Linked DNA regions of Homo sapiens: region 1 is linked to region 2. Evidence: chromatin loops called from intact Hi-C (ENCODE). Cell type or tissue: heart right ventricle. All regions are shown on one strand. Each heading gives the region's core, and the rest is flanking DNA. Links, peaks and the distances in the headings are about the cores only. Region 1 has its middle 68 kb from the start of MCM5. Region 2 holds the start of LOC107985590 (a long non-coding RNA gene).

Region 1 (15,088 bases), core at 3,696-11,695, 110 kb before region 2:
CTAGCCCTACAGCTGCTCGGGGAAGGAAGGGCATTAGCCAAGACTTTGTGTTTTGAAGAGCTGAAAAGGAGAAATTGGCACACAGGGTGGATGCTCTGAAGACACTGTTGTCTGAAAGCCTAGGCGGATGCGGTGGCTTAGACAACAGAATTTCTTGTCTCACAATTCTGGAGTGTAGGAGTCTGAGATCAAGGTGTTGGCGAAGTTGGTTTCTTCTGAGGCCTCTGCCTTTGTCTTGTAGGTGGTCGTCTTCTCCCTGTGTCCTCACTTGGTTGTCCCTCTGTGTGTGTCTGTGTCCTAATCTCTTCTTAGGAGGACACCAGGCTTACGGGATTAGGGCCCACCTTAAGGACCTCATTTGACTTTAATTACCACTTTAAAGACCCCATTTCCAAATAAAGTCCTATTTTCAGGTACTGGGGCCTAGGTCTTCAACAGATGAAATTTTGCAGGACACAATTCAGCCCCTAACAGCTGAGGCCAGTGTCACCTCCATTTCCCAGGGACCAGGGAACCTTGGGGTTCTTGTAAGACCCGTGGACCCAAGAGGAAGGAACTAAAAATGCTTCCCTCTCTCTCTTTCTTTTTCTTTTCTTTCTCTCTTTTTTTTTTTTGAGACAGGGTCTCACTCTGTCACCCAGGTGAGAGTGGGTGGTGCCATCACAACTCACTGCAGCCTTGACCTCCCAGGCTCAGGCGATCCTCCCACCTCAGCCTCCCATGCAGCTAGGATCACAGGCATGCACCACCACAGCCGGCTAATTTTTGTATTTTTAGTAGAGACGGGGTTTTGTTATGTTGCTCAGGCTGGTCTCAAACTCCTCGGCTCAAGAGATCCACCCGCCTTGGCCTCCCAAAGTGCTGGGATTACAGGCAACAGCCAACCACACCTGGCCTGAAAATACTTCTATCAAGGACTTCCTGCCAATCTTGGGAGTGAGTTGAGCTGAATTTAATCCCATTTGCTTATTCTTATTCTTATTATTTTTTGAGATGGAGTCTCGCTGTATCACCCAGGCTGGAGTGCAGTGGTGAGATCTCGGCTCACTGCAGCCTCCACCTCCTGGATTCAAGTGATTCTCCTGCCTCAGCCTCCCGAGTACTGGGGACTACAGGCATGTGCCACCACACTCGGCTAATTTTTGTATTTTTTACTAGAGATGGGGTTTTGCCATGTTGGCCAGGCTGGTCTCGAACTCTTGACCTCAAGTGATCCACCCGCCTTGGCCTCCCAAAGTACTGGGATTACAAGCATGAGCCACTGTACCCGGCCCCATTTGCTTCTGATTATAAACATTCAAATTTACTCTTTGGATAGGTCATACGTGCAGATGGAACAAAATTCAATTCACAAGGCCCAAGGGTATCCAGAGAAACATCTTCCTCCTTCCCACACTGCCCGCCTCGGGCCCTGGCCACTGGCTGCTCTCCCCAGAGACCGTCCATGGGACTAGTTCTTTGGGTCTCCTGGTAGAGTTCCTGTCTTACCCACGTGTACATACTTAGACCAGAGCCTCCCAATTCTGGCTGCACACGAGAATCTCCTGGGGAGTTTTACAAAGTCCTGATATCAAGGCCCTACTCCACATCAATGGAACCAGAGTCTGTGGGGGCAGGCCCAGGCACTGGGCCACGCCGAAGCCTCCTGGCAGTTCGGATGTGCAGGCACACACACATCTGCCTGCACCCAAGCTCAGTGAGGAAGAAGGGAGGACAGAGGATGGGCAGCCCTGCCTGGGTACCAGACCCTCTCACATGCTCTTGTTTGCTTCTCGTGACATTCCTGCCAGACGGCATCATTGTCACCCCCCATTTCACAGGCAAGGAAGATGAGACTCAGGGGCCACACAACTGCCAGGGTCCCCCAGCCAGGAGTGAGGCCTGGAATCTGAGCCCAGGCCAGCTGCTTCTGACGTCTTCCTTCCTCGGGGCCATGCTGGTGGGAGGATAATAATAAAACCGACCCACAAAGATGTTGTGAGACTGAGATGTGCTAATGGAGAGGAAGGGCTTTGAAAGTCAGCCAAGTGGAGCTCTTACCCACGCGCAGGCTCATTAAAGTCCTGAGAGGGACACAGGGAGCGGGTGATTGCCCTATTTGCCTCTCCTTTGATCAAGTCCCCCTGTCTGCCTTCAGCTTCTGTTTTGCCTCCCTCTCCTGCCCTCCTTCCCTTCTCCTCCACCTACTACTTTCTCTGCCTTCCCAGCCCTTTGTTCTGGGCTGTCCTGCCCCCACCACCAACCCCTACCCCCAGTTTCTCCTTCCTTCTATCTTTATCCTTTGTCAGATCTGGTTTTTTAGTTTGCCACTCTGGCCCTGCTTGAGGGGCTCAGGGACTAGCCCACGGATCATAAGAACCAAGGCCTCCAACAGAGGATTTGTAGAGGTGATGTCACAAGTCTGCAGTTCTGAGCAGCAGGTGGAGAGAAGGCAAGTGGTCCCCCTGAGGCCCCAGACCCAGCCTTTCCAGGGCATCATTTACCCTATCCATCCATCCATCCATCCATCCACCCACCATCCATCCATCTACCCACCCATCGACCCACCATCCATCCATCCATCCATCCACCCACCATCCATCCATCGATCTACCCACCCATCCACCCATGATTCATCCATCCACCCATCCACTCATCCATCTATCTACCCACCCATCCACCCACTATCCATCCATCCATCCATCCATCTACCCACCCATCCACCCACCATCCATCCATCCATCCATCCACCCATCCACCTATCTATCCATTTTCCCACTCAGTTATCTATCCACCCACCCATCCACCTATCCATTCACTCATCCATCCATCTACCCATTCATCCACTCATCCATTCATCCATCCATCCACCCATCCACCCATCTATCCATTTGCCCACTCAGTTATCTATCCATCCACCCATCCACCCATCCATTCACTCATCCATCCATCTACCCATTCATCCACTCATCCATCCAGCCATCCATCCATCCATTCATCTGCTCATCCACCCATCCATTCATCCACCCATTCATCTACTTACTTACTCATCCATCCATCCATTCATCTATCCTCACTTTTGCTGTGTGCCAGGCCCTGAAGGCACAGCCATGAATAAGAGAAACACAGGCCCTCTTCTCATCCATCTGGAAGACAACAATTAAATAATTGCTTTAAACAAAATGCTATAGGACAGTGTCCTGCTCCGGTGAAGGTAGCCTTTTGTAATAGTGCTCTAGGTCAAGAAGAAGACAGACTCTATTTTAGCACACCAAGTGGTAGAACAGCAAGTCTGGCTGTCTTTGGGGAAGTCCACCCTGGGACCAGATCTCGGTGCTGGTCTCACCATCTCCCCTTCCCTACCTGCAGTGTCTGAAATCTTCCAGTGCTCTCCTGCCCCAACCCTTTCAACAGCAGAGGAAATAGAGGGACAGACAGAGGACAAAGAAGGGGCTCCAAGAAAGATGCTTGATGGTCATTGCAGAAGGCAAGGCCCAGGGTCTAGCTGTGAGGCCCTGTCCCTTGGTTGGGATCAAGTTGACAAGACAAGAGCAGCTGCCCCATGTGTGGCAGGAAGCTATTGCTGAGACCTGGAAGTTGAGTGATCATTATTTTGGATTCTGGCAGTAGGGAGACCATATTGTTTTGTATTTTGTTCCCACCCTCACACAGTAATGATGATGCCAGTGAGGACAACACTGGTTAACACTTCTGCGGGGGAGGTTTGCCCTGTACCAGGTGCAGTTATGTGCCCTGGATACCTATGACTAATTAGAGGTAGGGCTGCTGCCAGCATCCCTTAAACAGGTGTGGCCCCTGGAGGCACAGGGCTGTGAAGTAACTTCCTAAACTCACTCAGCTGTGGCAAAACCAAGCGAGGCCCTTGTAGCTGGGGTTACACTGGAGAGTCACACTCTTCCACGGACTGCCTCAACTACTCCACTCTGCCAACTCAACTATTAGCAGAATGGTGCCTGGGGTAACAGTGGACCACCAAGGACAGTAAAAGTCTCCAAGCACACTCTTTAGGCAGTGGCATGAGGTAGTGGCAGCTTGCCCTCTTCAGGGGGATAAGAGGATAGTGGCTGAGAGTGGTATCCTGGAGCCAGTCTCCTGGGTTTGAGTCCCAACTCTGCCTTTTACTACCGTGTGACTTTGGGCAACTTACCCTCTCTGTGTGTCATTTTTCTCATCTATAAAATAAGACCACTCACAGTGTTTCCGTCAAGGTTGATGTGAAGATTAATGGGATAATGGCGGTCAGGAGCTTGGCCTCGGTCTTATTTCTGTATCAGCTGGGGGACTGTGGGCAGGTACTCAGCCTTTCTAGACCCCACTTTCCTCTTATCTGGGATGAAAAGAAACCCAGCTGGGACCTCACACATGACAAAGGCTCAGTGAGGTGGAGAGTCCCAAGCAGATGAGAGGGATGTCTGGTTGCAGGGCAAAGGGACTGGGTCCTAGGAGTATTTGGATGCGTGGCTGGGTTGGATGAGGCAATCGACAGTGGACAGGCTGTCCTGGGAAGCCTGCTCCCCAGCTGCCTGGGGTGAATGCCAGGGCCTGCAGCTTTCACAGGGGCCGTGGCTGGGGCCAGCATCCGTGCATTCTGGGGCCTGGTCTTGCTGCCTCTTTGAACACTGGCTTCAGGTGTTCAAATTCCTATGGTTCAGTGTCCTCCCTGCGGTCCTGAGTAGCACTGCAGGGCTGTGGCCAGGAGCCCAGGGCTGGTGTTTGACCTTCTGGGCCTATGAGTGCCGAGGTGGCCAGGGCTCCTCTCGGCCTCCTCAGTGTGTTAGGTCTTTCTCCTTTTATTTTTATTTATTTATTTGAGACAAGGTCTTGCTCTGTTGCCCAGGGTAGAGTGCAGTGGGACCATCGTAGCTCACTGCGACCTTGAACTCCTGGGCTCAAGTGATCCTAGGACTACAGATTCCAGTAGCTGGGCCTACAGACATGTGCCACCACATCTGGCTAGTTTTTTTGTTTGTTTGTTTTTGAGATGGAGTCTCGCTCTGATGTCCAGGCTGGAGTGCAGTGGCGCGATCTCAGCTCACTGCAACCTCCACCTCCCGGGTTCAAGTGATTCTTCTGCCTCAGCCTCCCAAGTAGCTGAGGATTACAGGCGCACACCACCATGCCAGGTTAATTTTTGTATTTTTTGTAGAGATGAGGTTTCACTGTGTTGGCCAGGCTGGTCTCAAACTCCCAACCTCAAGTGATCCATCCATCTCAGCCTCCCAAAGTCATGCCTGGCTAATTTAAAAATATATTTATTTTTATAGGGACAAGTTCTTGCTATGTTTCCCAGGCTGGTCTCAAACTTCTGGGCTCAAGTGATCCTCCTGCCTCGGCTTCCCAAAGTGCTGGGATTACAGGCATGAGCCATCCATCTGGCCGCTCTTTCTTTTTAAATTATTTATTGAAAAAAATTAAAAAATTTTTATGGGTACATAGTAGGTGTATATATTTACTGGGTAGATGAGATATCCATTACCTCAAGCATTTATCCTTTGTGTTACAAACAACCCAATTATACTGTTAGTTATTTTGAAATGTACAATTAAATTATTATTGGCTATAATTACCCTGCTGTGCTATCAAATACTAGATCTTATTCATTCCTTTTTTTCTGAGACAGGGTCTTGTTCTGTCACGTAGGCTGGAGTACAGTGCTGTGATCATGGCTCACTGCAGCCTTGACCTCCTGGGCCCAAGCAATCCTCCCACTTCAGCCTCCCAAGTAGCTGGGACTATAGGTGTGCACCACCATGTCCGGCTAATTTTGTTTATTTTTTACAGAGACAGGGTCTTACTATGTTTCCCAGGCTGGTGTTGAACTCCTGGGTTCACAAATTCCTCCTGCCTCAGCCTCCCAAAGTGTTGCTATTATAGGTGTGAGCCACCATGCCTGGCCTTATTCATTCTTTCTACTATATTTTTGGACCCATTAACCATCCCTACTTTCCCCTGCCCCCCAACTACCCTTCCCAGCGTATAACCATCATTCTACTCTCTATCTCCATGGTTCAATTGTTTTAATTTTTAGCTCCCACAAATAAGTGAGAACATGTGAAGTTCGTCTTTCTGTGCCCGGCTTGCTTCACTTAACATAATGACCTCCAGTTTCATCCATGTTGTTGCAAATGACAGGATTTCATTCTTTTTTTTTTTTTTTTTTTTTGAGACGGAGTCTCCCTCTGTCGCCAGGCTGGAGTGCAGTGGCACGATCTCGGCTCACTGCAACCTCCAACTCCCTGGTTCAAGCGACTCTCCTGCCTCAGCCTCCCAAGTAGCTGGGATTACAGGCGTGCGCCACCATGCCCAGCTAATTTTTGTATTTTTAGGAGAGACAGGGTTTCACCGTGTTGGCCAGGGTGGCCTCTATCTCCTGCCCTTGTGTTCTGCCCGCCTTGGCCTCCCAAAGTGCTAGGATTACAGGCGTGAGCCACTGTGCCCAGCCTTTTGCCCATTTTAAAACTGGGTTATTAGGATTTTTCCTATAGGGTTGTTTGAGTTCCTTATCTATTCGATTATTAATCCCTTGTCAGATGTATAGTTTGCAAATATTTTCTCCCCTTCTGTGGGCTGTCTCTTCGCCTTGCTGATTGTTTCCTTTGCTGTGCAGAAGCTTTTTAACTTGATGGGATCCCATTTGTCCATTTTTGCTTTGGTTGCCTGTGCTTGTGAGGTATTTTTCAAGAAATCCGCCCAGAACAACGTCCTGGAGAGTTTCCCCATCTCCTTTTTTTCAAGTCTTATGCTTATTTATATTTATAAATATGACTTTTAGGTTTTTTTGAGGTGTGATTTGCCTCTTTTCAGTGCACAGTTTTACAAGTTTTGAAAAACAAAGTCACGCAAACACTGCCACAATCAAGACACGGAGCAGTTCCATCACCCCCCCGAAATTCTCTAATCTCAGCCCCTCAGCATCCCTGGATGCCAGGCTTAAGAAGTGGACTTCCTTCCCCTGGCAGAAGGAGGGCAGGGTCGGGCTCCGCGTCTGGGGGCTGTAGGCAGGGCTGGGGCTGTGCCATCTGCCTGCTCCTTCCTTCTGGCTGAGAGCACTGGGAGGAGGAGCCTGCAGGCTGAGGACAGGCTGTGCTGGGAGCAGGAAGCAAAGATCCCAGGCCCCAGAGCAGCTTCTGACCTTTAGAGGCTGCCTTTGTCTTGGACAGCCAGCTCTCCAGCTGCCTGCGGGGAATGCCCGGGCCTGCAGCTTTCACAGGAGCCATGGCCTGGGCCAGCTTCCATGTAGGCACCAAACGAAACTGCAGAGCCAGGCATGGCCCTGGGGTGCTGGGCCACAATGCCAGGCTCAGGAAACCAGTGTCCTGCCTGACACTGGGCCCTGGAACGGCCCAGCGAACTCCATTTTTTTTTTTTTTCATGAGGAAGGCAGGAGATGATAAGACACCTCCTCATCACAGTGTGCTTTGATGAGCTCTGCTAGGTTGGTCTGAGACCACTGTCTGGAGCCTGAACACTGCCAGAGTCATCTTTGCGTCTTCAGGGGAAATGTACTAGTGAATTGGTTGCATGTGCAACAAGCACTTGCTGGACTCTGGGGCCAGAACTCCCTGGGTTCAAATCCTGGGCTTACCACTGAGGCTCTGTGGCTTTGGGAAAATTATTTAGTGTGCCTCAGTTTTCTCATATATGAAATGGCTATAATAAGACTAATACCTATCTCAGAGAGTCGTAAGGATTAAATGAAAAAACACACTTAAAACACGTAGAATGTCCCTTGGTAAGTGTTAGCTGGCATTAATGTTATTTTGTTTCGGTTGTTTTGTTTTTGTTTGTGTGTGTGTGGTGTTTTTTTTTTTTTTTTTTTTTTTTGAGACACAGTCTCACTTTGTCACCCAGGCTAGAGTGCAGTGGCACAATCTTGGCTCACTGCAACCTCTGCCTTCCAGGTTCAAGCTATTCTCCTGCCTCAGCCTCCCGAGTAGCTGGAATTACAGGTGCCTGCCACCATGCCCGGCTAATTTTTTGTATTTTTAGTAGAGATGGAGTTTCACCATGTTAGCCAGGATGGTCTCCATCTCCTGACCTCATGCTCCACCCACCTCAGTTTCCCAGAGTGCTGGGATTACAAGCGTGAGCCACCACGCCCAGCATGATTTGTTTTGTTTTGTTTTTGAGACAGAGTTTGGCTTTGTCGCCCAGGCTGGAGTGCAGTGGCGCAATCTTGGCTCACTGCAACCTCTGCCTCTCAGACTCAAGCAGTTCTCCAGACTCAGCCTCCCGAGTAGCTGGGATTACAGGCACCCGCCATCATGCTGGGCTAATTTTTGTATTTTTAGTAGAGATGGGATTTCACCATGTTGGCCAGGCTGGTCTCAAACTCCTGACCTCAGGTGATCCACCCACCTTGGCCTCCCAAAGTGCTGGGATTACAGGCATGAGCCACCGCACATGGCCCCCATTAATGTTATTTTTATTGTTATTATTATTAAGTGGGAAAAAAAACTCACATTCTGATTCCAGCTGTGCCATCAACTGGCTGTATGGTGCTGGGCAATTCATGTCCCCTCTCTGAGCCTTATGTTCCACAGATACCATTGCTGGACAATTTCAACAATAGAAATAAGAGTGATGTTTATAGAGTTTTCTGCTCTAGCATGGTGCTCTGTCAATTATATTTTTGTCTTATTTGATTCTCTCGAGAAGTCTGTATAGTAAAGTGTCATTACCCACATTTTACAGATAAACAAACTGAGGTTTAGAGAGAATAAATAACTCCCCAGGGTCACCTGTCTACAGCTGGGGGAGACAGAAGTTGAACCCAGACGGTCCTGAATCCAAGGCTCAGAGGTTCAACTCCTGCTGTCCGCTGTTCAGGTGAAGTCAGGGGAATGGACTCAGGGTAGCCAGGCTGGCTGTGTGGTCTGCCCAAGGCATGGGTGACAGCAGCAGAAGACAGAGCGGGGAGGTCAGTGTAAAGGCAGAGGGATGGGCAGGGCCTCTGCCAGCCCTTGACCTCCTGGAGAAGCCAGTGAGGCTGACCTGGGGGCCTTCCCTGGGACATGTCCCTCATCCTTCCTCTACTCGAGGAGCCCAACAAGATACATGCTTGTGCCTGAGGGTAGGGTTGTTAGACTTCCCTGCATCAGCACCTTGTCTTTTAAGCAAGAGAGCTGGAGAGGGCCATGCTTAACCCAGAGAAATAAGTCACTAGTGCCATGTCATTCTCCTTTTTTTTTTTTTTTTTTTGAGACAGAGTCTTGCCCAGGCTGGAGTGCAGTGGCATGATCTCGGCTCACTGCAACCTCCGCCTCCCGGGTTCAAGCGATTCTTCTGCCTCAGCCTCCCGAGTAGCTGGGACTACAGGCACGTGCCACCACACCCAGCTAATTTTTGTATTTTCAGTAGAGACGAGGTTTCGCCATATTGGCCAGGCTGGTCTCGAACTCCTGACATCGTGATCCACCCACCTCGGTCTCCCAAAATGCTGGGATTACAGGTGTGACCCACCGTGCCCAGCCGTCAGTCCCTTCTTAAAAGCCCTGTGGCAGCTCCTCATGGCCCCAGGATGAAGAGGAGAGACGGAGGGGCAAGCAGTTTGCAAACCATCTGGACACTGGTGCCTGGGGAGGAGGCAACAACTCCTGCACTCAGCCCCTCGGCTGCGGAACTGGAAGAGGACACAGCCCCAAGGACAGAGACAAACAAACTGTGGGAGCCTTAGCTTCAGAGTCAAATAAATCTACGTTTCATCCTGTTTCTGCCACTTCCTGGGTGAGTGACTCTGGGCAAGTGCAGGGCGTGTGAACATTGGGAGAGGTGGCACCTGTGAAGTGCCTGAGCACATAGTAGGTGCTCAGTATGTTTGAGCTCATCTCCCTTCCTTCCCTCAGACCATGTCTCACATGCTGAGTTGGAAAAGGTCTGGTCGGGCTCTTGGTTACACTATGTATTATTTACATGGTATTGCACAAATCCCTAAACTATGCCATGTCTCTATTGATTAAAAAAAAATAGCCAAGTACACCCTAACACCTAATGATGATCATAAGATACATCTTGATTTCAAAGATGTCAAATATCAAAAGATGGTGTATCTCAGAATTGCTAAGCTTTGCTGCCCCAAACTTCACTCCTTTGCTGTCCTGAGTGTGTGCTTTTCAGCTTACGGTTTGTTGCCTCATGGTCTCAAGGTGGCTGCCAGGCATCCTATACTCTCACCCTCATCCCCATAAGGAAGATGAAAGGGCTGCCCCACAGTGGTTAGGTGACAGCCTCCCTTGTGTGGGGAGGACACAAGATCTTTTCTAGAAGTTGCTCAACAGACACACCATTGGCCAGAACTGGGTCACATGACTGCTGCTGTTGCAGAGCAGGCTGGGAAGGCTTTGACAAAGGAGGACAGTCATAAAGGCTTAGAACAATCCTTTTCAGCTCCTGTAGTGGGCGCCATGATGTTCTACCCTGAATGGGAGTTCTGCTAGCGGGGACAAAGTGAGTCGCCCGTTGGGCAGGCACATCTCAGACTCAGCCACAGACGAGACCTGGAAAACTCAGCGGACTCCGCCTCCCACCAAGACCTTTGATCTATTTATTTTTCCAGCATCCTTAATAGATAGCCATCCAGCCTCAGCTCAAACCCCTCTAACGGAGGACTCAGAACTTCACAGACAGCTCCCGGCCTTTCTAACTGCTGGATTGTTGAAATGCTCTTGCTTAGAGATGGAGCCAAATATGCCTCTTCCCACCAGTCCTGGCTTTGCCCCTTGGGGTCCCCCAGGTCCAGTGGGTTTTCTCTTGCTGGTGGTGCCTGCAGGTTTTGAAGACAGAGCTCACCCACACACCCCCACCCCCACTGCCTTCTCAGTTCCCGAATATCCCAGACATTTTCCTGACATTCTTAAAGGCATCAGTCATTTGTCATGGAGCTTCCTGTATTAGTCTGTTCTCACACTGCTGATAAATACATACCTGAGACTGGGCAATTTACAAAATAAAGAAGTTTAATGGACTTACAGTTCCACATGGCTGGGGACGCCTCACAATCATGCCAGAAGGCAAGGAGGAGCAAGTCACATCTTACATGGATGGTAGTAGGCAAAGAGAGAGTTTGTGCAGGGGAACTCCCGTTCTTAAAACCATCAGATCTCGTGAGACTTACTCACTATCAGGAGAACAGCATGGGAAAGACCCACCCCCATGATTCAATTACCTCTCACCAGGTTCCTCCCACTAAACGTAGGAATTGTGGGAGTTACAATTCAAGATGAGATTTGGGTGGGGACACAGCCAAACTGTATCACTTCAAATTAAGCAAATCATTTCAGCCATTCTTTCCTGAGAGTTCACTTTTGTCAGGCATTGTCCTCAGTCCTGGGTAGATAACAAGGAACAAAGCAGACCTTCCTTGGTCCGAGCCCACTGAGGAGCCATTTGTACATGTATTTCTTCCTCCAGGAAGCTTTCCCTGATTTCTGGATTGGCCTAGGAACTCCTTTTCTGGCTCCCACAGTCCCCATGCCCCTCTTCTATAACACTCCATGCACTCCTGACCTGAGTTTCTTTGTCTCCTACCCTGGACCGTGATCCCCATGAAGGCAGGGATGCATGTTGGTCATCAAGGTTGTGCTCAGAACAGAGCTGACAAATGGTGGGTGCTCGGTTTTTTGCTCTTTCCTCTATGAATGGGCAGTTACAGAGGTGGTTCTCAGAAGAACCGGGAGGAAGGGCATTTCTGGAGGTAAGGCTCATGCTCATGGCATTAGCCTCTGCTGGGACAGTCTCCATGCTCTTGGCCTCAAGCCTTCTCCTCGCTCCCCAGCTCAGAGCTGCAGGGTCAGGAGCCTGGTGAGCTTCTGGTACCCAGAGTGTCACAGCACAGGACAAGCAGCTGACTTAGCAGAAACAGGAATGCTTGCTCAGCCACATACCGACTGGGTGTCCTTGAGCCAGTGACTTAACCTCTCTGAACCTGTTTCCTTATTTGTAAAATGGAAACATGAACAGTGACCTCATGGGGTGATTGAAGGAGTTAATACCTGCCAATAACCTGGTGCATAGTGGGAGTGCCGCCACCTTCAGTTCTCGCTCCAACTAGTGGGGCTGCGGGTAGGGCCCTGCCAGCCTCTGCTCGAGCTGGAGGATGGTGCTGGGTGATGGGGATGGGCGAACATCAGGCAGTGTGGAAGACCCGGTGGCTTTGAAGAAGTAGGGCTTGGCATTCCCATGCAGCAAATCCCAGGGGACAGGGAAAAATCTGGGAAGTGACGTCTGCCGAGACCTAGGACAACTGCCCCAGACCACAAGGTGAGGTCTCCCAGGCCGGCTGGACATGTGCAGATGGATCAGCTCCCCATAAACCACACACAGGACAGAGATGAAGCCAAGATCCAGACAGGTCAGGTGACTTGTCCACGCTCACACAGCAGCTAGTCCCAGACCTCCAGATTCATGGCCCACTTTTACATTTTCTCTCTCTCTCTCTCTCTCTGTGTGTGTGTGTGTGTGTGTGTGTGTGTGTGTGTGTGTGTTTTGCCTCCTGCTTACCCAAGAGTATCTCCTTAATGGCCTCTCCTTGGAGATGACGAGGACATGAGCCTCTTCTTTATTCTCCCAGTGACCCACAGCTGCTGCCTCTGGTCCTTCCCAGCTCACCTAGCAGAAACCTGGAGAGGGTAGGAGGCCTGTGGGGGCAGATGCTCCAGAAAGGCATGTCCTTCGTTATTCTTTCACTGTGTTATGTCCTCTCTCTTCCAGACCTTTGCTCACGTGGTTCCTACTAAGCCTGCCAAGCAGGTTGGTGGCCTTCCTCCCCACTGTCTCAGAGACTCCAGGAAAGCAGCTACTAGGCTGCAGAGGGAGAAGCCAGTTACTCTTCTGTTGCCCTTGCTTGATTGTAAGCATCCTGAGGGCAAGGGCATTCCTGTCACTAGTACCATCTTAAGAAGGTCTACCCAGTGTCTAGTACCATTTGCAGTAGTCCCCGTGTTCAGCGCTATTTGCAGTATGGTTACTGTGCCCATTTAGCAGCCGAGAAAACAGAGACTCAGGTTATGAGCTAGTTGAGCTGAGAATGAAAACTGAGCTGGTGCTGGTGCCCGGTGATCACAATGAACAGTTTGGTGTTCTGATGATGTGCCAGAACTGTATCATCCCATTTCCCACACAAGGAGACAGAGGCAGAGAGAGGTCATGTTTCTTGCCTGAGATCACACAGGTCATAGGTGACAAAGGCAGATTTCAGACCTGGGGCTGGCTGCAGAGTCCATGTCCTGATCCACAACATTCTCCAGCCCTCTCCCTGCTGGCATCCAGCAGCGATGCTGAGGGGGGCCCTGGACAGGCTGGTGGTGAGAGGGGAGGGGGGTTGTCAGCCTTATGGGTCAGAGGCAAGGGGAGTGAGTGAAGGGCTGGGCGGGGACTGAGACCCAGGGTGGGACAGAGCCTCCGTCCTGCCCTTGGAGCTCTGGGCAAGTATCTTTCCTCACTTGGTCTCAGCCTGGGCTCCATGAAAGCAAAGGTATTGGGTGAGAAGGGAGGGGAAGAATCTTCCTTTCCACCGGGCCCAAGCCCTACTCTGGACTTTCCTTCTCTTTGAGGTTTTCAAGAACCAGAGTGTTAGGGGACTCTGCAAAGAGCACCGGGAAGACCACCCCTGCCTGCTCCTGGAGAACCTCCTCTGGCCCTGTGGCCGCCATCCAACCTGCAGCCCACCTCTGCCCTGAAGCACAGGGGAGTGAGGGAAGGCACGGGCTTGGGAATCAGGAAACTGGGTCTCCAGCCAGCTCTCCCTCCCTGGCTGGAGCGGCAGAGCTCAGCGGATGGGGCCGTGGGTTCTGGAGGTGGACAGTCTCACTTTTATTTATTATTATTATTATTATTATTATTTTTTTTTTTTTTTTTTTGAGACAGAGTCTCACTCTGTCTTCCAGACTGGAGTGTGGTGGCATGATCTTAGCTCACTGCAACCTCCGCCTCCTGGGTTCAAGCAATTCTCCTGCCTCAGCCTCCCGAGTAGCTGGGACTACAGGTGCATGCCACCATGCCTGGCTAATTTTTGTATTTTTAGTAGAGATGGGGTTTCACCATATTGGTCAGTCTGGTCTCGAACTCCTGATCTCAAGTGATCTGCCTCGGCTTCCCAGAGTGCTGGGATTACAGGCATGAGCCACTATGCCTGGCCGAGTCTCACTTTTAATCCCAGCTCTGCCCAAGTGGAACCCGGGAGTCCACTTGGGCTAGTGGACAAGTGTCAGGAAACGCTGCCCAGAGAGGACGTGGGCAGAGTCAAGAAGGGGGAGTTACAGTCATCTGAATAAAGACGGAGGGGAAAAGGGACAGTGCAAGGCTGGCAAGGTCAGTGGGAGGTGGGTGGATGGGGTGGCAGGAGCAGGTCCTGCCAGCCTGTGTGTCAGGACGTCTGACCTTGTCCCATGGGCAGTGGGAGTTACTACAAGGTTCTATGCAGGAGAGAGGCTGGTCAGATTTGTGTCTAATCCCCACAAACCCTGCCCTGTGAGCTTGAACAAGGGGTCTTCCTTTCTAGGTGGGAACTCCTCCTCTGCAGGATGAGGCACCCAGCCTTGGCAGTCCTTAGCTCCCATATAGTTCTGGTGCCGGATTAGGATGCAGAACAAGGCGTGGGCTCAGCAGAGCCACTTTGGGGGTAACTTTTGGGCATGGGAGGGCCCTGGGCCTCAAATTGCTCCCAGTGCAATTGGTCCCACAAGGCAAGATGTTTCCCTATAGATGCTTAGATGGCCTGGACCTCACCTTGACGTGCCTCCTTTGTTCCCAGCCACACTTTGGCCTCACTGGGCCTGTGTCGATCCTGTAGCCCCACGGCTCTTCTTGGGGAGGGAAGTCTTTGTGGGGTCCTTGTCGAGTGTGTGGGTCATAGGCCTGGGTGTGTGAAAGGGCTGCAAAGCATGAGGGAAGGGGGAGAAACCGCTGTGCAGGGGGCAAAACCACTGTGTAGAAGGCAAGGGGGAGAGTCCGGGCATAGCGCCAGGTGGGGAGGCACTGGGGGAGAAGACGGGGGAAAGGAAGCAGGAGCCGAGGGGAGACTGGGGGACTGGTGCGCTTTTTTTTTTTTTAACTTCATGAAAATATTTGTTTGACTAAAATTACCCTTTTT
Region 2 (15,088 bases), core at 2,552-10,551:
GGAGAGGAGAGGGTCCACATGTACGTTCCTTCATTTGATCCTCTGAGGTCGATCCACCTCAGGTCCACATGTACTTTCCTTCATTTGATCCTCTGAGGTGGCCATTATTAGCCCATTGCACAGATGAGAAAACCAAGGGCAACGGTGAGGTCCCAGGCAAGCTGGTGGGCAGACGAGACTTTCCTGTCCTAGGGGGCCTGCCGCCTTCTCCTTGGCTGGGTGTTACTTAGTCCAGAAGCCATGGTAAGAAATGGCGCCCGCAGGGCTCGGGCCTGTGGTACACACTCAGTGAAGATTTGTTGAGTGAGTGAGTAAGAGTGAGTGAGTGGGTCAGACTGGGTCGACATGGGGCCAGGCCATGTCCAAGGTCAGAGACTCAGAGCTCCCCTAGCCCAGCTCCTCTCCGGGGTGCTCATGGCTCTTCATGGGGAGGCAGAGGAAGAAGCAAAGGAAGAGCTGTAGGAATCCTGGCTTTTTAAAAGCTACTACTCCAACCCCCAGACAAGAAAATGGGGGCCCCAAGCCTGACTTGATGTATTCAGTCACACCCCGGGATGGCAGGAGCCAGGACTGGAAATCAGGTGTACTGGCACCCATGCCAGAGCTCAGGCAGTGGTGGTCGGAGGGAAGGGGTGCTGAACTCGAGTCAGAACACTTGGGCCACATTCTGCCTGTCATTCATGAGTGCTGTGACTTCAGGCAAACTGCATGGCCAAGTCTCTATTTGCAAAATGGTGATTGTATCTACCTTATAGTCACTGTTAAATCAAGCAGTTTGACAATTGTCTATTGAAAATTGTTTAGTGGCCGGGCGCGGTGGTTCACGCCTGTAATCCCAGCACTTTGGGAGGCCGAGGTGGGCAGATCGTGAGGCCAGGAGATGGAGACTGTCCTGGCTAACATGGTGAAACCCCATCTCTACTAAAAATACAAAAAATCAGCCGGGTGTGGTGGCATGCGCCTATAGTCCTAGCTACTCTGGAGGCTGAGGCAGAAGAATCACTTGAATCCAGGAGGCAGAGGTTGCAGTGAGCCAAGATCGCACCACTGCACTCCAGCCTGTGTGACAGAGCGAGACTCCATCTCCAAAAAATTATAATAAATAAAAATAAAAGTTGTTTAGCATTTTCTCCTCATTTGTCAAATGAGGATAGGTTAATGTGAGAATGTAGGAAATTCCCTGATGTAAAACAAATGTTCTGTAATTGGTAGCTTTTACTATTATTGGCAGCTATTATTACAATGTTGAGCATACAGGATAGGCCTCTATAAATGTCCCATGAATGGGTGGATGAACCAACAGACAGGCTAATAAGTTGTTTGGCAGACCAGTGGGAAGTGGGGTGGAGAGATGGATGAATGGGAGGAAGGTGGATTGATGGATGGGTGAGTGGGAAGTCGGCAAGAGGGTAGGTGGGTGGATGGATAGATAGACCAATTGACAGGCAGAGAGGTCTGTTTTGGGGAAGACCAATAGGTAGATGAGAGAGAGTGTAAGATGGACAAATGGCTGGCTGGATGAGTGAGAGGATGGACCAATAGTAATCAGACAGAAAGACTGGTGGTTTTTCAGAGCATGGAAGGAAGGAAGGAAGGCGGGAGGGAAGGAAGGAAGGTGGATGTGTGGGTGGATGGATGGATGGCTGGCTGGCTGGATGGATGGTGGATGGTGAACAGATGGAAGGAAGGAAGGTGGATGGATGGGTGGATAGATGGATGGATGGATGATGGATGGGTGGGTGGGTAGATAGATGGATGGATGGATGCTGGATGGATGGATGGGTGGGTGGATGGATGGATGGCTGGCTGGATGGATGGATGGTGGATGGATGGGTGGATAGATGGATAGATGGATGGATGGATGGTGGATGGATGGGTGGGTGGATGGATTGATGGAGAGATGAATGGATGGATGGATGGATGGATGGATATGTGAGTGGAATCATTGGGTAGGTGGGTGGAGAGATAAATGCATGGACCAATAAGCAGGCAGATAGAGAGGTGGGAGGACAGAAGACCAGGATGTGGATGGATGGCAGATATTCCTTCCCCTTGAACTGAAGCCAGAGGGATGATGGCAGCAGCTACAGCCTTACCATGGGCATCCTGAGGGTGAGGAAGAGAGGTAGGAGATGATTGTTCACCCAGGGCACCCCTGGAATGAGGCAGTGAGCAGTTGCTTACTGTACCCCAACATCCAAGGTTGGAATGGAAGCCCTAGGAGTGAGATGAGTGGGAGGAAGACACCCGGGCCCACACTCACACGCACACTCCCCTCAACACGGCATGCAGCAGGAGGTCGCCTGGGAGGGGCCCTGCACCCACACCAGAGCAGCAGGCTGCACAGCTTCTTCAGAAAGCGTCAGAGCCACAGCAGAGGAGGACCTCAGCTGCAGAGGCCTTCAGCAGGGCAATCCCAGTGTGCCCCTGGGGACTCCCTGGGTCTCAGCCAGAAGAACAAAATGTCCCCAGTGGGGGACCGTGGCTGCCTCGTGACCATTCCACTTCTCAGATGGCGACCCAGGGTCCAAGGGCCTATTTCAGGCCTTGCGGGTTTTGTTGACAACGAGGCCACCTTGCGATAGCCCCATTTCACGAAAGTGGAAGCTGAAGTCCACCAGTGGATACCATGGTCTGCAGGCTTGGCTGTACCCCCACCATCTCTTTGGTTTCTCCTGGGCCTTGTCCCACTGCTCACCCAACTTGGCCTCTCTGGTGTGGCTTGAACACTCCAGGCAGCCCCACCCCACTTGCTCTTCCGCCTACCTGGTAGGCTTTTCCGCCGAGGACCAACGCGGCCACACCCTCACTTCCTGCATTGCCTGTTTATGGTGCAAGGACTTTTGTCCGTTGGGTTCCTGATGCCCGGTGCATACTCAGGTATCATTTGCTGTAATCCAGTAACCCATGCAGGGATGGTGAGGGTGAGCAATAGTGAGGTGTTGCCCATGTGCCAGGCACAGTGCTCACTCATTTATCCACACAGTGCCACCATGAAGTAGATGCAGTTGCTATCTGCTCCCCTGCAGATGGGAACTCAGAGGCTCAGAGAAGGGGTTTGCTCAAGGTCCCACAGCAAGGCTGCCGCTAGAACATGCTAGAGTCATGTCGAGGGTCATCCCACAAGAGCTTAGGTCCCGAAGCTAGTGGAGTTCTAGCATTGCCACCATGGGACGTTGACCTTGGCAAGTCCCCTCTTTTCTCTGAGCCTTGTTTTTTTTTTTTTTTTTCTGAGATGGAGTCTTGCTCTGTCGCCCAGGCCAGAGTGCAGTGGCGCGATCTCGGCTCACTGCAACCTCTGCCTCCCGTGTTCAAGCAATTCTCCTGCCTCAGCCTCCCGAGAAGCTGGGATTACAGATGCCCGCCACCACACCCAGCTAATTTTTGTATTTTTAGTAGAGATGGGGTTTCACCATGTTGGCCAGGCTGGTCTCAAATTCCCGACCTCATGATCTGCTCACCTCGGCCTCCCAAAGTGCTGGGATTACAGGCGTGAGCCACTGTGCCCGGCCCTGAGCCTTGATGTTTTCATCTGTAAAATGGGACAGTAACAGCCTCTCCTTGGCAGGGCTGTTTTGAGAATCAAGGCTGGCAGTGGTGTGAATGTTTTATGGAAAAGAATCATGCCTGTGTCGCTGGGTGTTACGGCGCTACCTGTGTCTCCAGCTGCCTGAGCAGAGAGAGCCCGTGGGGCCCCTTGGTCTGTCACACAAGCCCAGGGTTCCAGGCTCAATTTAGGATAATCCAGAATAATGCTACCAACTGGCTGCAGATCAGAGGTCAAATTCCTTTTTCTGGGCCCCTCTTTCCTCCCAGCTCCACTGGGACGCTGCCTCCAGGGGACTTCTCACAGCTGTCTGGACCAGACCTGCCTGGGAGGAACAGGGTGAGCGGGGACAGGAAGGCCTCGGACTTTTCCCAGGCTGAAGACCTCCAAGAAGCCACTCTCCCATTCCTCCGCTCCAGCTGGGCAGGCTTCTGATGTGGCTTTCCCAGACCCTGCTGGCCCCTGTCTGCAGCGGATACACACAGAGGAACAGCGCTCAAGAGGGGGAGGGAAGGGCCTTTGAATAGGAGGACTCATGAGGGCTCCAGGCCTGCACACACCCTGTCAGCTTGGGGTGCAGGTTGCAGATCTCTCAGGCAATGCCAGGCCTCAGTTTCCTCACCTGGAAAATGGGTTTGGACTGGATGACTTCACCCAGGATGCCCAGTGCTAGACACTAGAACAGACCGAGCAGCCCAGGACCTTCCCCCAAGTTCGCTCCCTGGACCCCTTTCACCTCTGCAAGATAGGGGCCATTCCCTACCTCTGGCCTCAGTCTCCACCTCTGTAAAATGGGCTGGCTGAACTGGAAGATCCCGGAGGGTCCTTTCCTCTCTGCCATTCTGTTGTAGCTGGAAAAGGAAAACGGGGTAGTGCTGGGAAGGAAAGAACATTTAGTGAGCTGCAACTGTATACCGGGTGTTTTTATACGTTATCTCAGTTCTCTGTGCCTTATTTTCCTATTGCTTCTGTAACAACTTACTATAAACTTGGTAAATTAAAACAACACACATTTATCACCTTATAATTCTAGAGGTCAGAAGTCCAAAACTAGTGTCACTGTGTTAAAGGCGTCAGCAGGGCTGGTTTTCCTTGTCTTTCAAGATAGAATCAATGCTCTCTTCATTCCCACATCACATGGTCTTTTCTCCCGTTTCCTCAGTCTCATCTCTTTCTCTCTCTTTTTTTTTTTTTTTTTTTGAGATGGAGTTTTGCTCTTGTTGCCCAGGCTGGAGTACAGTGGTGCTATCTCGGCTCACTGCAACCTCCCCTTCCTGGGTTCAAGTGATTCTCCTGCTGAAGCCTCCCAAGTAGTTGGGATTACAGGTGCATGCCACCACACCCAGCTAATTTTTGTATTTTTAGTAGAGACAGAGTTTCACCATGTTGGTCAGGCTGGTCTCGAACTCCTGACCTCAGGTGATCTCTCTGCCTTGGCTTCCCAAACTGTTGGGATTATAGGCATGAGCCACCATGCCTGGTCATCTCATCTCTTTCTTCCTACTGCCACATGCCTGCCTCCCTCATAGAAGGATCCTTGTGGGGACATTAGGCTCACCTGACCAATCCAGGATAATGTCCCTATCTCCAGATCCTTAACTTAATTACATCTGCAGAATTCCCTTTGCTGGATAAGGTACGATTCACAGGTATTTGGGGGATTAGGACGTGGGTATCTTTGGAGGACTCTCACTCAGCTTGCCACATCCGTTCACACAAGGCTGTCATGGAGCTCAGCTTCCAACCCCAGTGCCTGTGACTTTGTAGCTGTGTGGCCTTGGGCAATGACCTAACTTCCTTGGCTCTCAGTCTCCTCATCCATAAAACAGAGGTAATGATGAGGATTATTAAGACAGTGCAGGGGCCAAGCACAGTGGCTCACACCTGTAATCCCAGAACTTTGGGAGGCCGAGGCGGGTGGATCACCTAAGATCAGGAGTTGGAGACCAGCCTGACCAACATGGAGAAACCCCGTCTCTACTAAAAAAACAAAAATTAGCCAGGTATGGTGGCAGGTGCCTGTAATCCCAGCTACTTGGGAGGCTGAGGCAGGAGAATCATTTGAACCTGCGAGTTGGAGGTTGTGGTGAGCCGAGATGTACCATTGCACTCCAGCCTGGGCAACAAGAGCGAAACTCCATCTCAAAAAAAAAAAGAGTGCAGAGGACTCTCTGAACACGGGGTCTGCTGCTGCTGCTGAGTGAATGTATACAGTGATAGTAACGCTGATAATGAATCACCCTTGTTTATTGCAGCTACTCGTACCAGACACTGAGCTGAGTGTTGAGTTTATGTAGGTGAGCCACGTTGACATGAGCCTGGCCCTCGTGGAACGTACTAGAGAACCAGGAAGACAGACTTAGAATAAATAGTCACACAAATCATTAGGGAATTATCAGAGCAGCCCAAAGCCACACAGCTGGGAAGAGGAGAAGTGGGTGGGATTCACACCCAAGTCTGTCTGATTCCCAAGCCCTTATTTTTCCATGATACTCCCAGCCTCTTGAGGCTGGTGGAGGCCAAGCCGAGGACCAGAGATGGGAAATGACTTGCCAAAGGTCACACAGTGAGAGAACAGTCCATTGCAGACCCAGATCTCTGGGCATCCTGCCTAAGGCTCCTCCCAGAGGAGATTCTGAGACGTAATACTAAATTACAAAGTAACACTAATAACTAGTGTGGCAGCTAATGCTGTGGAAGCTTGCTCTGTGCCCGGAGGCAGAATGGACATTTTACGTGCCCAGTATCATTCAGTTTCCACGATGCACAGGAGAAGAGACTTGGTACCCTATTTCACAGAGAAAGAACCTGAAGTCTCAAAGGGGTGCTATGAAATGCCTAGGGTCACCAGCGAACTAACTGCTAAGCAGAGAGCCAGGATGTTCTCTAAGAGCAGGGCCTGGCTCAGAACTCCCCAGTTCAAATTTGTCTGACCCCCACCCCTGTCCCTAACTCCTGCACATCCTGCCTGCGCCCACTGGCAGATCTTCAGGGGCTCCTGCCAGTGGGAGGAGGGAGGTGGCTGTGGTCCTTAGGGTGTAATCCCACAGGTGGAATTCCTCCTGAGGTCAGCCTGCAGGGAGACGGGTGACACGCTGGTGCCATCTAGTGGCCTTAAAGAGACATGCTGCTTCCCCCGGGAGCCGCAAGGTACCCCACAGAGATGCAGGGAGATAGTAATACATAAGGTCCTCATCCTCCACCCAGCTGGACCCCGGTAGCAAACTGACAAAGCTGAGCTAAAAGTGTTCGAAATGATCCTCCTCATTTTGCAGCTGAGGAAACAGAGGTTCAGAGAGGAGACCGACACACCCCAGCCCAGTCAGGGGCAGACGCAGGTGGCTGGAGGGACTGGCAGGGAGGTGGGGCTTGCCCTGAGCCTTAGCAGGGAGTCTGTCCAGCCACTGGGAGGCCAGGACAAGACAAGTGAGCTCTTCGTGGAGACTCCAGTTTTGGTCTGGGGATGGGTAGGGGGCACTGGCCTGGGACAAGGAGGAGGGTATGGCTAGTAGGAGCTGGATTATGGGCCAGTGCCTGAGGAAGGGAGGAAGAAGGCTGGTAAGAGACAGAGTGTCCTGGATGATCACCAAGGCTCCTCCGTAGAGAAATCCCATGATCTAAGGCCAAACATGGCTGGAGAAACCCCAGGATTCTTAGAAACAAACATGGCTAATGAAATTCCATCATTCTAAGGGACAAACATGGCTGGAGAAATCCCAAGATTCTAAGAGGCATAGGAACTTGATACATTGTTCATTCCATCAACAAACCATCACTGACCATGCACTCTGGGCCTTCCCCATAAGGGACGCTCAAGACCCACAGACCAACCAGATCTGGTCCCTGCTCTGCCGGATTCCACAGCCCAGTGGGGCAAATAAACAGATGACAGACTCTCAGAACCGGACAAGATAAATTCAAGTGGCCCCCCAGAGGGCCATAGGCTCTGCAGCCAGACAGATCTAGCTGATGATGTTAGCAAAAATAGCGGAAGGGCCGAGCGTGGTAGTGCACATCTGTAGTCCCAGCTACTCCGCAGGAGGATTACCTGAGCCCAAGAGTCAGAGGCTGTAGTGTGCCATGATCACACAGGTGAATAGCCACTGCACTCCAGCCTGGGCAACATAGCAAGATCCTATCTCTCTTTTGTTTTGTTTTGTTTTTGAGACGGAGTCTTGCTCTGTCGCCCAGGCTGGAGTGCAGTGGCGTGACCTTGGCTCACTGCAAGCTCCGCCTCCCGGGTTCACGCCATTCTCCTGCCTCAGCCTCCCAAGTAGCTGGGACTACAGGCACCCGCCACCACGCCTGGCTAATTTTTTGTATTTTTAGTAGAGACGGGGTTTCACCGTGTTGCCCAGGCTGGTCTCGAACTCCTGACCTCAGGTGATCCGCCCACCTCAGTCTCCCAAAGTGCTGGGATTACAGGCGTGAGCCACCGTGCCCGGCCCAATCCTATCTCTGCAAAAAAATTGTGGAGTGGCTAACATTTATTGAGTGCCTACTATATGCCAGGCACTAGTATAAGCACTTTTGATTAGCTAATTTAGTGAAACCCAGACTTTCTCTGACTAGCCATGTGACTTTTGGTAAATTACTTAGCCTCTCCAACCCTCCAGATTCTCGTCTGTAAAACAGGAGCCACGTGCCTACCTTGCTAGGCTATTGTGAGGTTAAAACGAAGTTTTGTGTGTGGGTGTGTGTGTGTATTTGTGTGTTACCTGGAATATAGTAAGTGCTCTATAGATGGTAGCCACCATTGAAATAGTAAGTGCTGTAATGCAGGAATGCCGAAGAGTTCCCACGATCTCATGCCTATCTGGAATTATCCTTTCTTTTTCTTTTCTTTTTTTTTTTTTTTGAGACGGAGTCTTGCTCTGTTGACCAGGCTAGAGTGCAATGGTGTGATCTCGGCTCACTACAACCTCCACCTCCCAGGTTCAAATGATTCTCCTGCCTCAACCTCCTGAGTAGCTGGGATTATAGGCATCTGCCACCACGCCCTGCTAATTTTTTATATTTTTTAGTAGAGATGGGGTTTCGCCATGTTTGGCCAGGCTGGTCTTGAACTTTTGACCTCAGGTGATCCACCCACCTCAGCCTCCCAAAGTGCTGGGATTACAGGCCTAAGCCATTGCGCCCGGCCCTTTTGGTGTTATCTTAGGGATGGGGGTAGTTGCATCTGAGGTCAGGGAGAGGAGGGAAGGGGAAAGCTCCCTGGAAAGGAGTGGAGACTTGGCCAGGACCTGGAAAGGGCAGGAGCCACCGCCCTCTTCCCCTCCTCTGCCCCTCCCCACCTTCTGCTCAGCTCCCCCTTCCCCTCTGGGGCACACCTCATCCCCTCCATTCGTATACCTGTTGCCCTGGGCCTGACCTCACCATCCCTTGCTTGGCCTTGTGTTTCCACTGGCCTCCCTGCCTCCACTCCTTCCTCCCTGTACCCAGAGGAAACTCCTACCACCAAATCTGTCCGTCCCTGCCTCCTCCGGCCCTCCTGCTCATTGATCCCACCCCACAGGAAAGCCCACTCAACTGTGACGGGCAAGGCCCACCCCATTCATTACATGAGTCTGTTTCCCCATCTCCTTCCTTGCGTCCACAGAGACCAGAGTTCCAGCCACCTGGAACTACATGGAGCTACCTGCTGTCCCCTGCAGACCCTGTGCTCCCTCCAGCCCCTATTGGCCGCCTAGAAGTTTCTCTGCCCACTCATCTCTCCAGATGGCTGTGCCACTCCCGGGGAAGCCTTCCCAGGCACCCCTCCCCTGCGGGGTCAGGAAGATCACCCTCCTCCCCCTTTCTCTCCCCCCCGCTGTGTTCCCAGACCCTGTCCAGGGTGTTCCAATGCTTGTCTTATGTGCCCATCTCCCATACTAGATCATTGCCTTCCATTAGGTGACACCACTGCTAGGAAATGCTTCAGATAGTGCCTCCCTCCATGTTAGGCCTCACAGTTATAACTCGGGCCAGGTCTTTGTCATCTTTGCGTGCCACTGTTGAATCGTGATGATGACACTCACATTTCTGAGCACTTGGTGCACCAGGCACTGCACTATGGACTTCACTCAAAGTATCTCCCTTAATCCCTCCAACCCCATAGGTGGTAGGACCTGTTATTATCCCCTTTTTTAGATGAGGAAACTGAGGTCAAAGAGGGTGGCCAAGAGGCATTAAAACCAGGCAGGCCAGATCCAGGGGCCACCACATTGCCACCTCTCTGAGTGTGCCTATGCTGTTCCACTGCCTGCAACACCCTCTTTCACTGCCTGGCCCCTGGTGGGCTCGTTTCACCCTCGGGCCTCAATCCCAAAGCCCCCTCCTTGGAGAAGCCTTTTCTATAACACCCTGTTATACAGCATCATGCCACTCTGTCTGTTTGCTTTGTAGAATATGTCTCAAGGTATTTCTTTGAGTTTGCTGTCTGTTGTTCTTTTGTACTCAACGTGCACGCACACACACAGCCACAAACACACATAGTCGTACTTGACTGTGAGAGCAATCACCGTGATTTCGCTTACTGCTGCATCCCTAAAGCAAAACAGAGTTTAGCCAGCCTCCCAGAGGGTCCCCAGAGATCCTGGCTTCTTGGTATGCACACCTTTGTGGAGTCCGCTTCCACGCTGAGCAGAGGACCTGTGCTACTGAGAGGACACTGTGTAAATGCCAAAGTGAGACCTCTGAGGCTGGGTCATGAAAGATATTGCACTTCCTCCTTGGCTCTCTTGGACCACTTGCTCTGGGAGAATACAGCTGCCATGTTGGGAAGACACTCAAGCAGCATTGTGGAGAGATCCACATGGTGAGGGACTGAGGCCTCTGGCCCACAGCCAGCATGACCTGGCCAGCCTTGTGAGGGAGCCACCTTGGAAGTGGATCCTCTCTCCTGTCCAGCCTTAGATGACTGCAGCCCTGACCAACATCCTGCCCACAACTTCATGAGGGATCCTGAGCCAGAACCACCCAGCCAAGCCAGTCCCAAATTCCTGATCCTCACACCTTGTGTGCAAGAAGAAATGCTGATTGTTTTAAGCCACTACGTTTTGGAGTACCTTGTTATGGAGCAAAATTGAATCCAACACTTTCTAAGTAGTTGTTGTATAAAGAGGTGGAGAGATGGATGCTGAATGAGAATAACAATGATTCTCACTCCCTGAGCCCTCTCTGTGTGCTAGGCATAGTGCTAAGTACTTTACATGTGAAACCGTCACACAGCCTTATGAGAAGGCTGCTACCCTCTACCCATTTTATAGATGGAGAAATAGGAACAGTGAGGTTAAATTACTCACCCAACATCCCACCAGCAGTCCTGGGGCTTTGCACCCTGGCAGATTGGGACCAGAGGCTTCACTGCCACATGGCACTGTCTGGGTGTCTCTTGACTCTTCCCAGACCCCCTCTCAGGCTCACTGGGGGCCTGGAAGAGCTCACTGTCACAGTCCGCGTGGCATGCATGCCCTGCAGAGCTAGGAATGCATGGCTCATGGCCTGGTGCCAGTGCCTCTTGTCCCACTGCTGGGAACACTGCCCTGTCACCTACCGGTAGAAGCCAGTTGGACAGAGCAGAAGGAAGAGGATGGCTTCTGTCCAGCCACACCCCATGGGACCAAGTGGCTGTAGGGGCAGGAGTGGGGGTCAGAGAGCTCAGATTCCAGCCGGCTCGTCATGCTGGTCTCCTTAGCAAACCTCCTAAGGTTACACACCCCAGGGTTCTGGCTGGACTCAGAGCCTTCGTCCTCTGGATCTGAAATGATATGGTTGGGACAGAGCTGGAAGTAACAACGGAAAACCCTGAGCCCTTCTTGTCCTCTGAGCAACGGAGGCTAAAAGGATGTTGGGGCCCAGGGAGCATGTAGCACTCAGGCCCACACCATCGTGAGAAGATAGTTGGGCTGGCACAGAGCTGGATGCCTTCTGAGAGGGTACAAGGGGCCTGGGCACAGGATGCCTGGGTCCAGGTCTGGTCTCTATCCGTCACAGTCACTGTGTGACTTCAGGCAAGTTCCTTAACCTCTCTGTGCCTCTAAACAATTCATCTGAACACATGCAGGTGGCAATAGCACCTATTCCCTGAGAATGAATGAGCCTGGTATGAGACAAACACTCATGTGTGCCGGGATGTTTGGTTTTCATAGCACTAACCTTTCCAACAACCTTGCAAGGCAGGTACCATTACTGCCATCTGCCCATGAAGAAACCGAGGTTTGGTTAGGTTAAGTCACTCTCACGGGCCACACACAGCCAGTCTGAGGTGAAGACAGTCAGGATTCAAACCCAAACGAGGTCCTTACCTCTGTGCCACCCTGCTCCTGTTCATTTTTGAGCCTCAGTGCCAGCCACTATGTGTGATCCCTGTTAGACACAATCACTGCTGTCTAGCAAACAGACAGAGTGGGTTGCTTGGGGAAGCAGGGAGCTCCCCATCCCTCCAGAGGTATGCAAGCATAGCCTGGGTGCGGTGGAGGCCTTAAGCATTGGGTCTGGTGTTGAATCCAGTGCCATTTAAGGCCCCTGCTACCCCTAGATTCTGGGGTTCTTCACTATCCTCCCCCAAAGACAGAGAGGGCTTAGCAGGGGAAACTGAAGCCCAGAGCCAGGATATGCCCAAGGTTACTTCATCAAGACGCTGTTGAACCCACCCTCCATCACGCCAGGAGAAAGGCGGGCCCCTTCCTCCAAGGGCCAGGAGAAGGAATAGGGGTAAAAAAAGAAGCCACAGGACCATGGGCAAGGTGAGGGTGAATCCTGAAGACAAAGGTGGCCACTCGGTGGGTGTTCAGAGCCAGGGAGCAGGTGAAGGTTGTCAGAAACAAGGTGAGTGTCAGACACCTTGGACTTCTTTTGGTTCAGTCCCCTCATTTGACAGATGAACAAATCAAGGCCATGGGGGGCCGATCCTCCTGTCCCAGATCCGTAATGCCATGTAGGGCACAGGCTGCTGCGGAAATAAGAGGAAAGGATGTGAAGGAGGTGGGCTGGACTTCACAAAGCCTGCCACTCTGGCACAAAGTGGATGGGATACGGGGTCTCTGGCCCACACTCTGCCCCTGCCCATGCCTCCCTCCTAGCAGATGATGAGCTATTTTCCAAGCATGTAGGATGCACTAAACCCTTCTTGAGGTGTCCTCATAAATTTGAGCCTAACAGCCGCCTGTGAGATAAGGACTGGGAATTTCATCATCTACATTTCTTCAGAAGAGGAAACTGCTGCCAGAGAGGTGAAATCACTTGCCCGAGGCCACAGAGCCAGCCAGGAAGGAGTGAAGCTTAGCAGTGGCCCCTGAGACCTCAGTCACCCTGGACTGGCGTTCCCCTTCCTGGGAGTAAGGGATGAGCACACTGGGTGAGAAAATCTCAGCCTCCGCCCTCTGGAAAATGACTCAGTTCTGGCCCCTGGTCAGGACATGGGGTAGGTGGCCAGACAGCCACAAGGTTGGGCTGTAAGCCTCTAGCGCCCAGGCAGCCCCGCTGCCACCCAGAGCAAGTCACACTCATACGCTCTCCTCAGTTAAAGTGCACAGGCTGAGTGCGGTGACTCAAGCCTGTAAACTCAGCACTGTGGGAGGCCAAGGCAGGAGGATCGCTTGAGGCCAGGAGTTCAGGACCAGCCCAGGCAACATAGTGAGACCCACCCCATCTCTACTAAAAATAAACAAATTTAGCCAGGCGTGGTGGCATGCACCTCTAGTCCCAGCTACTCGGAAGGCTGAGGTAGGAGGATTGCTTGAACTTGGGAGCCTGAGATTGCAACACTGCACTCCAGCCTGGGCAACAGAGTGAGATCTTGTCTCAAAAACAAACAAACAAAAACAAAGTGCACAGTTCAGTGAGTCTTAGCATATCCACAGGTGTGCAACCAGCACCACATCCACTTTAGAACATTTTCACCACCCCCCGAAAGAAACCCAGAAGCACTTAGCCCCCGTCGCCACAACCCGCCTCACCTCTAGCCCTGGACAGCCACATATCTACTTTCCGTATCTATCAATTTGCCTCTTCTGGGTGTTTCATATAAATGGAATCACACGATATATGGCCTTTTTGCAGGCACCGCTTTTTGAAGTCTTACAATAACATTTTGCAATAAAAACAGTGTTCTCTCAATTTTATTTTATTTTATTTATTTATTTTTGAGACAGAGTCTTCTCTGTTACCCAGGCTGGAGTCCAATGGTGCGATCTCGGCTCACTGCAACCTCCGTCTCCCGGGCTCAAGCAATTCTCCTGCCTCAGCATTCTGAGTAGCTGGGATTACAGGTGCCCGCCACCACGCCCAGCTAATTTGTGTATTTTTAGTAGAGACAGGATTTCGCCATGATGGCCAGGCTGGTCTTGAACTCCTGACCCCAGGTGATCCACCTGCCTCGGCCTCCCAAAGTGCTGGGATTACAGGCATGAGCCAGCATGCGTGGCCTGTTCTCTCAACTTTATAGATGAGGAAACTGAGGCTCAGAGTGGTTCAGAGCTTGCCCAAGGTCACCCGGCTCAGAAATGGTGGGTGGGATCTGGAATACGTCTGTCTGACTCCAGAGAACCTCAGCCACCCTTCTTAGGGCCAGAATCCAGAGTGGCCAGACAGCTTCAGGGGCCTAGGTTCAGGGATCTAGGACTGGAAGAAAGGCTGGGAGGGTCGGGGAGTTTGTGAGTCCTGAGGGCCAGGGCTGGAGGGTGAAGGGCCTGGGGAGGGGCACTGGTCCGGCCTCTAGACCCTCGAGTTACAGGGAGAAAAGGAAATATATAAGGCAGCCACTGGGGAAGGGGTGGGGTGGCTAAATGTACCTTCGGGAACTCCTGAGGGCCACCCCTTCTCTGGCACTGATTGGCGCAGTCACAGGTTCCTGATAATTACCCCCTCTCCTGCCTTACTTCCCCCATGGAAACGGTCCCCTCTGCCCACACTCCCAGCCCCCAGCAGCCGCCAGCCTTCCTACGATGACTCAGCCTGAGCCACTGTCCCCTCTGCCACCTCCACCCTCCCCCGACACCTGTCCCTTTCTAGCTGAAGCTGACCCCCAGGACGTGATTATCACCAGCACCCGGGTGGCTGTGCCAGGACTGGCCTGGCCAGCACCTGTTGGGGCTGGGAGACAGCTCTCCCCAGCCTGCCCCCTGGGTCAGCCTACTTGGGGGCCCTCACGCCCTTAGGGGGCTCTACCCACCCCATTCCTGGCAAGTCCCCTTAGGATAAACACAAACATTTCAGGCCCTCTTGAAATACTCTTTGTATTTGTATTATTTTATTTTATTTTATTTTGTGACAGGATCTCACTCTGTCACCAGGCTGGAGTGCAGTGGTGCGATTATGGCTCACTGCAGCCTCAACTTCCCAGGCTCAGGTGATCTTCCTGCCTTGGCCTCTCAAGTAGCTGGGACTAAAATATTATTTATTTTTGTTTAGAGGCAGGGTCTCGCTATGTTGCTCAGGAGTGGTCTCAAACTCCGGACTTCAAAGGATCCTCCTACCTCGGCCTCCCAAAGTGCCACAGTCATGAGCCACCTCCTGGAACTTTGTGTTGTTAAAACGATTACCATACCTCAACAGAAAGAA

Evidence for each region. Hi-C counts contacts between places; a loop is a spot of excess contacts. Peaks named below come from ENCODE experiments on the same cell type or tissue, not always from the same donor. Only the 100,000 strongest peaks of a DNase experiment are listed, where the experiment ranks them.
Region 1: a loop joins it to region 2, with 2.9 times the contacts of the local background. A loop is called at or near these places in 6 of 110 quality-filtered maps.

Annotation. Positions count from the first base shown.
Region 1 is chr22:35,460,826-35,475,913 of GRCh38, forward strand. No RefSeq gene overlaps it. Among named protein-coding and RNA genes, the nearest start is that of MCM5, 68 kb to the left of the region's middle. In heart right ventricle, for the core only: no CTCF peak of the experiment used is centred there; DNase peaks (open chromatin) are centred at 4,498 and 7,106; H3K27ac peaks cover 2,527 bases.
Region 2 is chr22:35,576,590-35,591,677 of GRCh38, forward strand. It overlaps LOC107985590 (a long non-coding RNA gene), which reads right to left and starts at 12,187. Exons shown (of 5, transcript XR_007068163.1): 1 at 12,181-12,187; 2 at 11,139-11,285; 3 at 10,831-11,077; 4 at 4,311-4,422. RefSeq lists enhancers at 3,947-4,446, 6,421-6,922, 12,636-13,611 and a silencer at 6,662-6,741. In heart right ventricle, for the core only: CTCF peaks have their summits at 6,658 (motif pointing left) and 6,880; DNase peaks (open chromatin) are centred at 3,945, 6,145 and 6,642; H3K27ac peaks cover 4,625 bases.